2 separate regions of the Homo sapiens genome follow, and region 2 is linked to region 1. A link is an interaction called in ENCODE POLR2A ChIA-PET data of the cell type or tissue named here. Cell type or tissue: A673. All regions are shown on one strand. Links, peaks and the distances in the headings refer to the core of each region. The heading gives the core; the rest is flanking DNA.

Region 1 (4,000 bases), core at 1-4,000:
ATTCCAAAGTATTTATGTAAAAAAAATACTTCATCAGAAATAATGCTGTCTGGTAGTAATAAAGATGTGTGCCTAAGTATGTATGGCAGAATAAGCTCTTGCTGTCTGGACGGTAATCTGCTCTTGGCCCCTTTTACTGGCTGAACCACTGCCAAGCACCTCCTTAAGCTACAAGTCTTTGTTGCCCTCCCACCCGTGCCTTTCATCCCTAGTCCTGCCCTATGCCTCCCTCTCCTTCCAGCAGCTCTCACGCAGCTCACTCTCACTTGGCCCCTGCCAGCCCATACTCCAGCCAGTGGCCCCCGTAGAGGCAGGGAGGGCATTTCTTGTCACATGACCTTGGCACAGTTGCACCTCTCAGTCCCTCATAGGTAGAGTAGCAACAATAATAGCTTCTTTGCAGGGCTTTCCTGGGAATTAAATGAGGTAGCTAGTCAAGGTACCTAGTATGCCCAGCCTGACACATAATAGAGCTTTAATAAGTGTTGGTTTCTCTTCCCTTCACTATTTCTCATGTGGACAATTGCAACCTCACCCTAACAGGTTTCTACGTCCCCAGCTCCCTGTTACTCATCCTAACCCCAATCTATCGTCCTTGAGGTAGCCACCATGATCTTGCAAAATATAGACCTGGTTATAATTTTCTCCTTCTTAAAAACCTTTGGTGAGTCCCCATTGCCTACAGAATAAAATTTGAGGTCCTGAGCAGAACAGGTAAGGAATATCTGCTCTTCTGGACACAAGAAGCTTTGCCTCTCCCTGTGCTATTCGCATTCACCCATTGGCTCTAGTCTGGGCTTCTCAATTTTTCCCCCTCCACATTTGCTCATGACCTTCCTCAACCTGGAATGCCCAGCCTCTATCTCCGTGGCGGATTGCTAAGCCCTGCTCAGGGGCTGTCGTCTTTGGGAGGCCACCCTCTTTCCCTTGAGTCTAGCATACATAAACTACTCCCTGCCCAACGCATTGTGCAAATCAGCTTTAGGATGCCTACCCTCTCATGCTTGGAGAGTAATTATCCATGAAGAGTTCCTCCCTGACTGCACTGGAGGCCCATCGAGAACAGGACTCTGCTTCCTACATCTCTGTTTGCTCAGCACCTGGCTCAGAATAAGGGCCACCAATGAGCGACATTGAAACCCTGAGAAAAAGGAATCCTGGTTAAAGAAGGAAAGGAAGACACAAGGGAGAGAAAGACCTTGGATATCCTGCAAGTACAAGAATAGATTTCTAAGTCCTTAACAGGTTAGGTGCAAAAATGTTTTGAGATTGGACTGACTCCACATTGATTCCATCAGTGAATCATTACCACACAATTATTACTGCAGGGAATCCTATCCTCACAGTAGGACTGGGCACTGGCCTTTGCTGTCCCTAGAATAGAAATGTCTGGGTCCTCTCACTCCTCATCACAACCTACTCCCTGGGGACTCAAAGCTGCAGGCCCTCCAGAAGGTCTCTGCTTCCCCTGGGCAGTCCCAGATACTCCTGCATATTGTGGAAAGCACCTCTGCTCAGATGCAAGAATTACCATACAGGCAGCAGCCTTCGTTTAGAACATGGTCATTCATCACTGACTTGATCCTGGGAATGGAAAGCAAGCCAAGACTTTTCAGGGTGGCTCTTGTTGTTGTCTTAAACCTTTCCCGTAATAACTAGCTACCCTGTCCTTTGAAAGCCTACATGCCCCACGGTTTAACTTTCACTGATTTCCATTGGTGACAAGGTATAATCTGTCTTCCTATTTTAAAGAAATGAAAGGCAGTTGTAGACTCTTGGAAAACATCCTACAGAGACAATGGAAGAAGCCAGTGCATTCCAGTACTTTGACTTATCCTTTCATCCATCAGATTCCTAGGCATCTGCTATTTGTCAGACATGTGTGCTGGGTGCTAGAGATGCTGGAATAAATAAGACTCTGCAGAGCCTCACTGCACTTCCTTCCTGGAAGTTTTACAAAGGGGTTAATGAGCTCTGCTTACCCTATAAAATCAAATCCACGGGACTGCAGAGCAAGTGAGTCATAATATTTGTGGAATAAATGAATGTAGCATGACAGTCCCTGGATATGACTTGCCAACAATTACAGAGGGAAGAAGGTGACCCTTTAAATGCCAGTTGGATGACAAGCTCTGTAGAATTTCCTTAGTATAGGCTCAATAGAATTCTGAGCCTTGGCAGAGGATGGTCAGTATTCAACATATGGATTTTAGTATCAGATCTCCACACACAAGGTCTGTATGATCTTTGTTATAAGAAGAAGGACTATATGATCTTTGTATAGCCAAATACAAGCGCTTTATGATCTTTGTTATAAGAACAAGCTCTTGTTTGCATTTGAATGATTATTTGTAGTTTCATAGCACTTTAAAATGTCATATTCTACCTGATAAAGCTGTGGGCTATGTGTTTTGATTTTCGTTTTGTAGCTGAAGAAACTAAGACTCAGAAAGTTTAAATAGACAGTGAGTAGTAGGTGAGGCAATGGAGCCTAAACTCCCTTCCTGTGTGTCAGTAAACATGGCCTTGTGAATTCACCGGGAGCCTCAGGGCTCATGAATGGGCTGAGGTGCCATAACCATTGTCCTGGGCGCAAGCTGCTTGACAGGTTGCTATACAGTGGATGTTTTCTCTCTTCTTTTTAAAGTTTGAAAGCAATACTTTAAAAGATAATCAAAATGAGCCCTTATAATTCCATAGCACCTCCCTTCTCCATTGCTAGTCACTGGGTGCTAGAAGCCAGGGGAGAATAAAAAGGAAATATTAAACAGTGAAGTAGCAATCAAAGCTTCAGCTGGGTTCCTTTAGAGGAGAGAGCTTCAGAAGGGGCCAAAGTCTGGGCCCCAGAACTTCCTGGTGGCAGAGAAATGGGCAGGCGGCCTTTCAGCTGATATCTCAGACCACAGACTCAAGGGACAATTCAGGCAGCTCCCCCAGTAAGCCAGCCACAGGCAAAGCAGAGGCCAATAACCCTGCACCTGGCTTCCTGGTCCTTCTCTCCCGAATGGCAGTCTGTTCTTTGGCTTCTGACGTTACCCAAATTGAATACACTGCTCCAGAATCTAAACTCTGGCTGACTTCTTTGCACAGGGTAGAGGATCCTCCATCACAATGCTCAGGGAGGACCCTGACACCCTGCCCTCCCTACCCCAGCCACAGCCACCCAAGACTGGAGGCACTAGAATCAGCTCCCCGGCCAGCCATCTGCACTAACCTTGGCTGACCCCACACATAAACTGGGACACTTCCCTGGCTGTGGAGAAGAACTTCATCAAAGATAAATAACAAAGAAACTCCTAGTCTTGTCTCTGTGTCTCAGGCCTCCACTGGAGGAGAAAGTGAGTGGTAATGAACATCTCAGCAGCCTCTTGACCAGCCCGGCGGATGGGTCACTGGGATTTCCCATGCATACAAATAAGAAGCCTGCTCAATGGACTAGTCACTGAAATAGGCTTTTCCATCAACAGTTTCAAATTAAAACCCTGAGAAAGCCATCTTTGGAAAATGTTTTCTAGTATATATCTCTTCCAATGCACTTCAATTAATTAATCTGCAATTGTCCTCGCAGCTGTGTGAAGGAGAAGAGTTTCTAAGAATTGAGTTTCTTCTAAGAACATGAGCTTATTTGCTTATTCGATTTGCCAAAGGCAGCAAGGGAGTGTTTTCTCTACACTTTCCCAAGATTTATTATAGGGCTACCAACTTTTTCTCTGTTAAATTGGGCGGCTCTAACCTGAGAAAGTTGTTAGAAAATGAATAGAAGAGAGAGGCATGTGATCGGAGTTCACTTGAACTGATGGAAACTTTTAACTGAGTCCTGCAGAATTTTAGAAATACCAATAAAAGAACAATGGAGGTGGGGCATGAGCTGATACTGCCACCAACAGAGCGGTTTTTCCGTCTTCAGGGACATGCAATCAGCAATCTCATTCTACCTCCATACACTCCTACCTGGCAAAGAGTAAGGTTCACTAACTCACAGGCAAGGAGAAAAGGAGAA
Region 2 (9,617 bases), core at 2,411-6,410, 170 kb before region 1:
CACCCATCTCAGCCTCCCAAATTTCTGGGATTACAGGCGTGAGCCACCGCGCCTGGCTGGGAAGAGTATCTTTATAGTGTAGAAACCTAACACTATCTCAGCTGGGTGATCAAGGTCAAAATCAACAGTGATGAGTCATACTGGTAGTACAGACCCTGGGTATGATGTAATGAAAATGACGCTTTACTTCTTTGGTCTTCCTCCAAAAAACCAAACCACAATTAAGACAAAAACATCTGACAAGTCCAAATTGAAGAACATTCTACAGAATAGCTGACTAGAAAAACTATCAACGTCATCAAAAACAAGGAAAATCTGAGAAACTTTTATAGCCAAGAGGTGCCTAAGAAGACCTGACTAGTAAATGGAATATGGTGTCCTGGATAAGGTCCTAGAACAGAAAAAGTGCATCAGTCAGAAACAACAGAACTCTGAAAGCAGATAGACTTTAGTTACTAATTATGTATCAATACTGATTCATTAATTGTAACAGGTGTACGATGCTCATGTAAGATGTTAAGAGGAGAGAAAACTGGTGCAGGATATATGAGCACTCACTGTACTAGCTTCTGAATTTTTCTGCAAATCTAAAACTATACTAAAAAAATTAAATTTATTTTAAAATATGGCAGTTCATGAATCACATCAAAATGGAAATTGTGCCAGGCACGGTGGCTCACCCCTGTAATCCCAGCACTTTGGGAGGCTGAGGTAGGCGGATCACTTGAGGTCAGGAGTTCAAGACCAGCCTGGCCAACATGGTGAAACCCTGTCTCTACTAAAAATACAAAAAATAGCCAGGTACGGCGGAATACACCTGTAATCCCAGCTACTTGGGAGATTGAGTTAGGATAATTGCTTGAATCCAGGCGGCGGAGGTTGCAATGAAGTGAGATCACACCTCTGCACTCCAGCCTGGCTGACAAAGAGAGACTCTGTCTCAAAAAAAAAAAAAAAAAAAGGAAATTGTAATCCTGTAAGAAAGGTGGTACTCAGTTCTTGATTGTCATGTGTCTATAGTAAAGTGCCAGAACTAAAGGGACACATAGGTGTTAGTTTGGGTCTGCCCAGATGCAGAGCCTGAGCGGGGACTTGGGTACAGTTTGTTCGAGAGGAGATCCAAAGATGCAGGCATGTGGTTGGGTGTGGTGGCTCACGCCTGTAACCCCAGCATTTTGAGAGGCTAAGGCAGGCGGATGACCTGAGGTCAGAAATTCTAGACGAGCCTGGCCAACATAGAGTGAAATTCCGTCTCTACTAAAAAGTACAAAAATTATCTGGGTGTGGTGGTGCACATCCGTAGTTTCAGCTACTTGGGAAGCTGAGGCAGGAGAATCCCTTGAACCCGGAAGGTGCAGGTTGCAGTGAGCCAAGTTTGTGCCACTGCACTCCAGCCTGAGTAACAGAGCAAGACTCCGTCTCTCAAAACAAAACAAAACAGAAAAAACAAAGATGAAGGCATGAGAGCTTTGAGAGACAGAGGCAGGGAAAGGGAAAAGCTGACAGAAGGGTGGGAATGTGAGGTCAGGGCTGGTGGCAGCGGAAACTCAATCCCTTTGAAACCTCTAAGAAGCATGTAGATGACCTCCCAGAGTTGTCCACCCACAGAGAGGATCTTGCTTTATCACCCAACCCTGGCCTCCACCACTTGAGGGTGCCCCAGGGGAGTGAACTGCCCTCCACTTCCGGGCTGTCCTTACGCAAAGGCTGAGCAACTGTCTGTGTGCCTTGGAGAAGGACTTCACAGATGACCCAGTGTGGATGCTGGTGGTGCAGCATGAGTCTGAACTTGCACAGAGTTTGGTTCTATTTTTTTTTTTTCCCAAGCCAAACTGTATGCAGCTTTATTAAAGATACTTTCCATAAACAATCATGGTATTTCAGGCAGGACATGGGCAGACAATCGTTAACAGTATACAACAACTTTCAAACTCTCTTCTTCAATGGACTACCAGAAATCAGAAAGCCACTATAAAACCCAATGAAGTCTTCATCTCATGCTCTGAATAGGGAAAGTTTGGAGTGAGGGTTGACATTTCACATTTAGCATGTTGTTTAACAACTTTTCACAAGCCGACCCTGACTTTCAGAAAGTGAAATGAAAATGGTAGAATTTATCTGAAGATCCACAATCTAGAAATGGAACCACTGCTCTTTTGACAGGTGCCATCTCAGTGGCATCACTGGAAAGTCCAGATTGCCTGACACACTGGTAACCAATGATTGAGGGTCAGGTCCCAGCAGATGTCTGGGTTTAAGGGAGTTAATTTTCTGCTGAAAGATGGAAAGGGAGAAGAGGACATAAAAACGAATTTGTTTTCCATACCACAAGGCTTTTGTGCCAAGGTGGTCATGTGTGTCAAAGTCAGGGAATCCCTCCTCCTGGGAGCCAAGAGGAAGTCTCTCAAAACTGGAAGGGAAAGGTGTTTTCCCCACATCGATCCAGCTTCGGAGACTTTCTATTAGTGACACATGCCCCGTCCTCCCAAAACAACAATGAAGTGTTCTGTGTTCTAACAACATAGCTTAAAAAAAAAAAGTAAAACAAAATTCTGCATTTTTATAAAACATGGTAAAAAATAGTATTTCAAACTGTACAGTCACCAGAAGTACATAGTTATCAAAAATGCACACACATGGGCTGGGCACGGTGGCTCACGCCTGTAATCCCAGCACTTTGGGAGGCCGAGGCGGGCGGATCACGAGGTCAGGAGATCGAGACCATCTTGGCTAACACGGTGAAACCCCGTCTCTACTAAAAATACAAAAAATTAGCCGGGCGCGGTGGCGGGTGCCTGTAGTTCCAGCTACTCAGGAGGCTGAGGCAGGAGAATGGTGTGAACCCGGGAGGCGGAGCTTGCAGTGAGCCGAGATTGCGCCACTGCACTCCAGCCTGGGCGACAGAGCGAGACTCCATCTCAAAAAAAAAAAAAAAAAAATGCACACACTTCACTTGGCCTCTCCAGCACCTTCAGCTTTCTGTGCCTGCTCTGTCTTGGCATCTCCACTTTCTGCAGGGTTATTCCCCTCCTTGGCAGCATCAGCTTTTCCCTTTTTCCCTTGGGTACCTTCTCTTTCTTCTTTGCAGAGGCCTTTTTAGGCTTGGGCTCTGGCTTTGGAGGAGCAGGTTTAGCAGACAACCTCGCAGATCTTCTCTGTGGTTCGTCCTTCACCTTGGGTTTGTCTCCTTTAGCATCCCCTTCAGCTTTTCTCTTGGGCATGGTGGTATCGGCAGCGACGGTGGCAGGACGTAGGCGCTGGGCGTGGGATGCAGCGGCCCGTGGGCTTGGTCGGTCGGGGGGGGTCGTTCTCGCCTCTTCTTCTTCACCCTGCTCCCTTGGTTCTATTTTATATGTTTAAAAGATCTTGCTTGGACAAAATGGAATGTAGATTTTTGTTACATATCCCTCTTGTGCATACATTTTTTAAAAGGTAAAATACAGGCATAAGAGAGATATTGCAGGCTCAGTTCCAGACTCAATATTGCAATAAAGCAAGTCACACAAAGTTTCAGTTTTCTCAGTATGTATGACAAATATGTTTACATTATATGATTACTGTAGACTATTAAGTGTGTGTAAAAAAAGTACATACCCTAATTAAAAAACGCGTTATTGATTAAAAAATGCTAACAAACATCTTGCCTTCAGCAAGTTGTAATATTTTTGCTGGTAGATGGTCTTGCCTCAATTTGTGTGTATGTGTGGTGTGGTGGGGGGGGGGCGGACAGAATCTTGCTCTGTCACCCAGGTTGTAGTTCAGTGGCACGATTTCAGCTCACTGCAACCTCAACTTCCCAGGCTCAAGCGATTCTCCCACCTTATCCTCCCAAGTAGCTGGGACTACAGGTGTGCACCACCATGACTGGCTATTTTTTTTTTTAATGTATTTTTTGTAGTCATGGGGTTTTGCCATTTTGGCCAGGCTGGTCTTGAACTCCTGGCCTCAGGCAATCTGACCACCTCGGCCTTTCAAAATGCTGGGATTACAGGCATGAGCCACTGCACCCAGCCCTTGCCTCACTGTTAATGGCTGCTGACTGATCAGGGTGGTGGTTGCTGAAAGTTGTGGTGGCTGGGGCAATTTCTTAAAACAGAGAACAGTGAAGTTTTCCTCATTGATTCCTTTCATGATAGATTTCTCTGTAGCATGAAAGGCTGTTTGATAGAATTTTATCCACAGTAGAACTTGTTCAAAATTGGAGTCAATCCTCTCAAACCCTGCTGCTGCTTATCAAGTACATTTATGGAATATTCAACAGTGGAATGTGTCATTTCAACAATGCTCACAGCATCTTCACCAGGAGTACATTCCATCTCTCAAGAAACCACTTTCTTGGCTCATCCATAAAAAGCAACTTCCTGTTTGTTAAAGTTTTATCACGAGATTGTAGCAATTCAGTCCCATCTTCAGGCTCCACTTCTAACTCTAGCTCTCTTACTGTTTCCACCACATCTGCAGTGACTTCCTCTTCTGAATTCTTGAACCCCCCCTCAAAGTCATCCAGGAGGATTGGTATCAACTTTTTTCAAACTCCTGTTGATGTTGGTGTTTTGACCTCCTCCCATCAATCACGAATGTCCTCATGGCATTTAGAATGATGAATCTGGCTAGGCATGGTGGCTCACGTCTGTAATCCCAGCACTTTGGGAGGCTGAGGCAGGCAGATCACTTGAGGTCAGGAGTTTGAGACCAGCTTGGCCAACATGGTGAAACCCCATCTCTACTAAAAATACAAAAACTAGCCGGGCATGGTGGTGTAAGCTTGTAATCCCAGCTACTCACAAGGCTGAGGCAGGAAAATTGGTTGAACCCTGGAGGTGGAGGTTGCAGTGAGCTGAGATCACACCACTGCACTCCAGCCTGGGTGACAAAGAGAGATTCTGTATCCATATATATATATATATATATATATATATACACACACACACACACACACACACACACACATATACACACACACACATATATATGTGTATATATATATATGTAGAATGACGAATCCTTTCCAGAAAGTTTTCAATTTACTTTGCCCAGACGCATCAGAGGAAACACTATCTATGGCAACTATAGCCTTATGAAATAAGTGTCTTAAATGATAAGACTTGAAACTCAGAATTGCTCCTTGACCCCTGTGCTGCAGAATGGATGTTGTGTTAGCAGGCATGAAACGGCATTCATCTCCTTGTGCATCTCCTTCAGAGCTCTTTGGTAACAAGTGCATTGTCAACAAGCAGTAATACTTAGAAAGGAATCTTTTTATCCTGAGCAATAGGCCTCCAAATATTTTGTAAACTATGCTGTAAACAGATATGCTATTATCTGGGCTTTGGTTTTCCATTTATAGAGCACAAGCAGAGTACATTTAACCTAATTCTTAAGGGCCCCAGGATTTCTGGAATGGTCAATGAGCATTGGTTTCAACTTAAAGTCAGTAGCTGCATTAGCTCCTAACAAGAGAATTTGTCTCCAAATAAAAGAGTATGTCCTTTGGAGTTCGAAGCAAGGCGTTGACCTCCCCTCTTTAGCTATGCAAGTCCTAGATAGTGTCTTCTTCCTACAGAAGGCTGTTTCATGTACACTGAAAATCTGTTGTGTAATGTGACCACCTTCATCAATGACCTTAGCTAGATCTTCTGGATAGCTCGCTGTAGCTTCCACATCAGCACTTGCTGCTTTACCTTGCACTTTTGTGTTATGGAGATGGCTTATTTATTTATTTATTCATTTATTTACTTAAGACAGAGTTTCACTCTGTGTCCCAGGCTGGAGTGCAGTGGTATGATCTCGGCTCACTGCAACCTCTGCTTCCTGGGTTCAAGTGATTCTCCTGCCTCAGCCTCCAGAGTAGCTGGGATTATAGGTGCCTGCCACCACACCCAGCTAATTTTGTATTATTAGTAGAGACGGGGTTTCTCCATGTTGGTCAGGCTGATCTCAAACTCCTGACCTCAAGTGATCCACTCACCTAGGCCTCCCAAAGTGCTGGGATTACAGGTGCGAGCCACCATGCCCAGCTGAGATGGCTTCTTTCCTTAAACTTCACGAACCAACTTCTGCTACCTTCAAACATTTCTTTTGCAGCTTTCTCACCTCTCAGACTTCAAAGAATTAAAGACAGTTACAGCCTTCCTGTGGATTAGGCTTTGATTTAAAGAAATGTTGTGGCTAGTTTGATTTTCTATCCAGACCACTAAAACTTTCTCCATATCAGCAATAAGACTATTTGCTTTCTTATCCATCATGTGTTCACTGGAGTAGCACTTTTAATTTCCTTCAATAACTTATCCTTTGCATTTACTAATTGGCTAACTGTTTGGTGCAAGAGGCCTAGCTTTGAGCCTATCTCATCTTTTGTCATGCCTTTCTCACAAAGCTTAATCATTTCTAAATTGTGATTTAAAGAGAGATGTCCAATGCTTCCTTTCACTTGAACACTTACAGGTCATTGTAGAGTTACCAATTAGCCTAATTTCAATATTGCTGTGTCTCAGGCAATAGGGAGGCTGAAGGAGAGGGAGAGAGATAGGGAAACAGCCCATCTGTGATGCAGCCAGAACACACAACATGTATCGAGTAAGTTTGTTTATCTTGTGTAGGTGTGGTTTGTGGCGCCCCAAACAATTGCAACAGTAACATCAAAGATCACTGATCAGATCATCCTAGCAGATATAATAATAATGAAAAAGTTGGTAATATTGCAAGAACTATCAAAATGTGACAGAGACATGAAGTGAGCACATGCTGTTGGAAAAATGGCACTGATAGGCTTGCCTGATGCAGGTTTGCTCCAACCCTTCAATTTGTAAAAAACAGTGTATGTAACGTGCAATAACATGAGGTCTTCCTGTAAGTTGGTAAAGGTATTCCTAAAAATGTCCTTCCATTCAGAGTCCAGCTCTAGTGTCTTTTCTGCTAGTTTTGATGCTGGTGCTTTCTTGATCCCACCAGAAGGTGGCATGCAGTGACAACTTTCTTTTTCTTTTTTTCTTTTTTCGAGACGGAGTCTCACTCTGTCGCCAGACTGGAGTGCTGTGGTGCAATCTCAGCTCACTGCAACCTCCGACTCCTGGTTCAAGCGATTCTCCTGCCTCAGCCTCCTGAGTAGCTGGGATTACAGGCATGCACTGCCATGCCTGGCTAATTTTTGTATTTTTAGTAGAGACAGAGTTTCACCATATTGGCCAGGATGGTCTCGATCTCCTGACCTCGTGATCCACCCGCCTTGGCCTCCCAAAGTGCTGGGATTACAGGCGTGAGCCACCGCGCCTGGCCTGTGACAACTTGATCACAGCTGCCACCTGCCACAGTAACCATAAGATGCACCCTGACCTCAGAGATATTAACAATGAGGGGAGGATGCTTAGAACCCATGAAATGTTGTAGTTTTATCCCACAATAGATGAAGGTGTGTTAGGTTATTTTAACCTGACCCTTCTAGCTTTTAATTTTGAAGGCAGATCTTTAACTCCCTGAATCTGTTTATTGACATTTAAAATACTGAATATACCAACTTCCTGAGAAGAAAAAGGCTGTTAATATCCCTGGAATATATATAAAATACAACTTTAAAAAAAAAATTAAAAACCAGTACTTTTCTTTGGTAAGTAACTCTCTCTGAGATGACAATCAGAAAAATTTAAAGAAACCTTGCAAAATACAGCTACATGTTTTACATGAAAATTATACTTAATAAAAAGTTGAATAATTAACAAATCAATCCTTTGTCTTTTAGCAAATGTTACAGAAAAGCATCACAAACTTGCAACTTTTTGTTCCATCTGAGATTTGAGATACCTAAATGAAACAATGTATTACGTGCCTGCACCCAGACACACCCACACACACACACACACACGCACACACACACACACACGCACACACACACACACAGAGTAACTGCAATAACTAGATCCATGTCGGGGTGGATCTATCATCCCCACATTATCTCTCTGGGCACCAAAGGCTTTCTGACTCTGATTTGGTTTCTCAATCTTATTGGGAACAAAAAAAGTGAGAAGTCCAGTACCCTTGGCAGTTATCTTTTCTTGTTTTTCTTTTTTTCTTTTTTTTTTTTTTTGAGATGGAGTCTCGCTCTGTCCCCCAGGCTGGAGTGCAGTGGTGCGATCTCGGCTCACTGCAAGCTCCGCCTTCCAGGTTCTTGCCATTCTCCTGCCTCAGCCTCCCGAGTAGCTGGGACTACAGGCGCCCCCCACCAAACCCGGCTAATTTTTTCTATTTTTGGTAGAGACAGGGTTTCACCCTGTTAGCCAGGATGGTCTCGATCTCCTGACCTCGTGATCCGCCAGCCTCGGCCTCCCAAAGTGCTGGGATTACAGGCGTGAGCCACCGCATTGGGCCGGCAGTTATCTTTCTTAAGTAGCAGTTCTATTTCTCAGTATAAATTAATGCTGCAGTTCCTAAACCATTTGCTGAAGTGCCTCTGAACCCAGTAGCAAGTTCGTGGGCACAGGATAAGTTCTCAAGGGAAGCGCTGCAATACTGAACATTTATTGAATACTTCAGGAACCACCAGCTCCCAACAGTTCGCAGTTCCAATATTAGCTTGCGCTACATTCCTTTGATCTTTCTGAAGTTGGGTTTTTAGCGGTTGCTGTGATAAAAGCAGGTAGAGCTCAAATCAATGTGGAGCAGGATATGAGGGAGAGGTATCTCCAATTTCAAGGTTGGAGGACTTATGCAGCATCCAACAGGTACTTACTCACATTAATAGGTAATTTTCCTTTCACTTTTCATATATATTTGGTCAAGCATCTAAAAGTTTAAGACATAAAACCTTAATAAATTGTTTGACAAAAATAAAAATAAAAATAAATTGTTTGGCGCTAACTGCTTAATAAAAGTCGTTACAGTCTCGCTGAGTGTATGCGGGGGATTGGTGCCAGGACCACCAGCAAATAACCAAATCCTCGTACTCAATCCTGCAGTCAGCCCTGCAGAACCTGCCTATACGAAAAGGTGTTTTTAGGCTGGGTGTGTTGGCTCACGCCTGTAATCCCAGCACTGTGGGGGGCCAAGGTGAGCAGATGACTCGAGGTCAAGAGTTCAAGATCAGCTTGGCCAACATAAGAAAATCCCATCTCTGCTAAAAATACAAATATTAGCCAGCCGTGGTGGTGCAGGCCTGTAGTCCCAGCTACTCAGGAGGCTGAGGCAGGAACATTGCTTGAAGACCCTGGGAGGTGGAGGTTGCAGTGAGCTGAGGTCATGTCACTGCACTCCAGCCTGGGCAACAGAACAAGACTCCATCTCAAAAATAAATAAATAAATAAATAAATAAATAAATAAATAAATAAATAAAAGGTTTTGTTTTGTTTTGTTTTTTGTCTTTTTGAGACAGAGTCTCGCTCTGTTGCCCAGGATGGAGTGCAGTGGTGTAATCTCGGCTCACTGCAACCTCCCTCTCCTGGGTTCAAGCAGGTTTCCTGCCTCAGCGTTGCAGGTAGCTGGGATTACAGGTGTGCACCACCACACTCGGCTATTTTTTGTATTTTTAATAGAAATGGGATTTCGCCATGTTGGCCAAGCTGGTCTCAAACTCCTGACCTCTGGTAATCCACCCATCTTAGCCTCCCAAAGTGCTGAGATTACAAGCA

The links. Peaks named below come from ENCODE experiments on the same cell type or tissue, not always from the same donor. Only the 100,000 strongest peaks of a DNase experiment are listed, where the experiment ranks them.
Region 2: POLR2A ChIA-PET joins it to region 1 with 5 read pairs; 2 of 35 experiments call an interaction of 5 or more read pairs at or near these places.

Annotation. Positions count from the first base shown.
Region 1 is chr2:100,765,474-100,769,473 of GRCh38, forward strand. No RefSeq gene overlaps it. Among named protein-coding and RNA genes, the nearest start is that of NPAS2, 53 kb to the right of the region's middle. In A673, for the core only: no CTCF peak of the experiment used is centred there; a DNase peak (open chromatin) is centred at 1,978.
Region 2 is chr2:100,588,104-100,597,720 of GRCh38, forward strand. It overlaps the pseudogene HMGN2P22. Among named protein-coding and RNA genes, the nearest start is that of LINC01849, 11 kb to the right of the region's middle. In A673, for the core only: no CTCF peak of the experiment used is centred there; no DNase peak of the experiment used is centred there.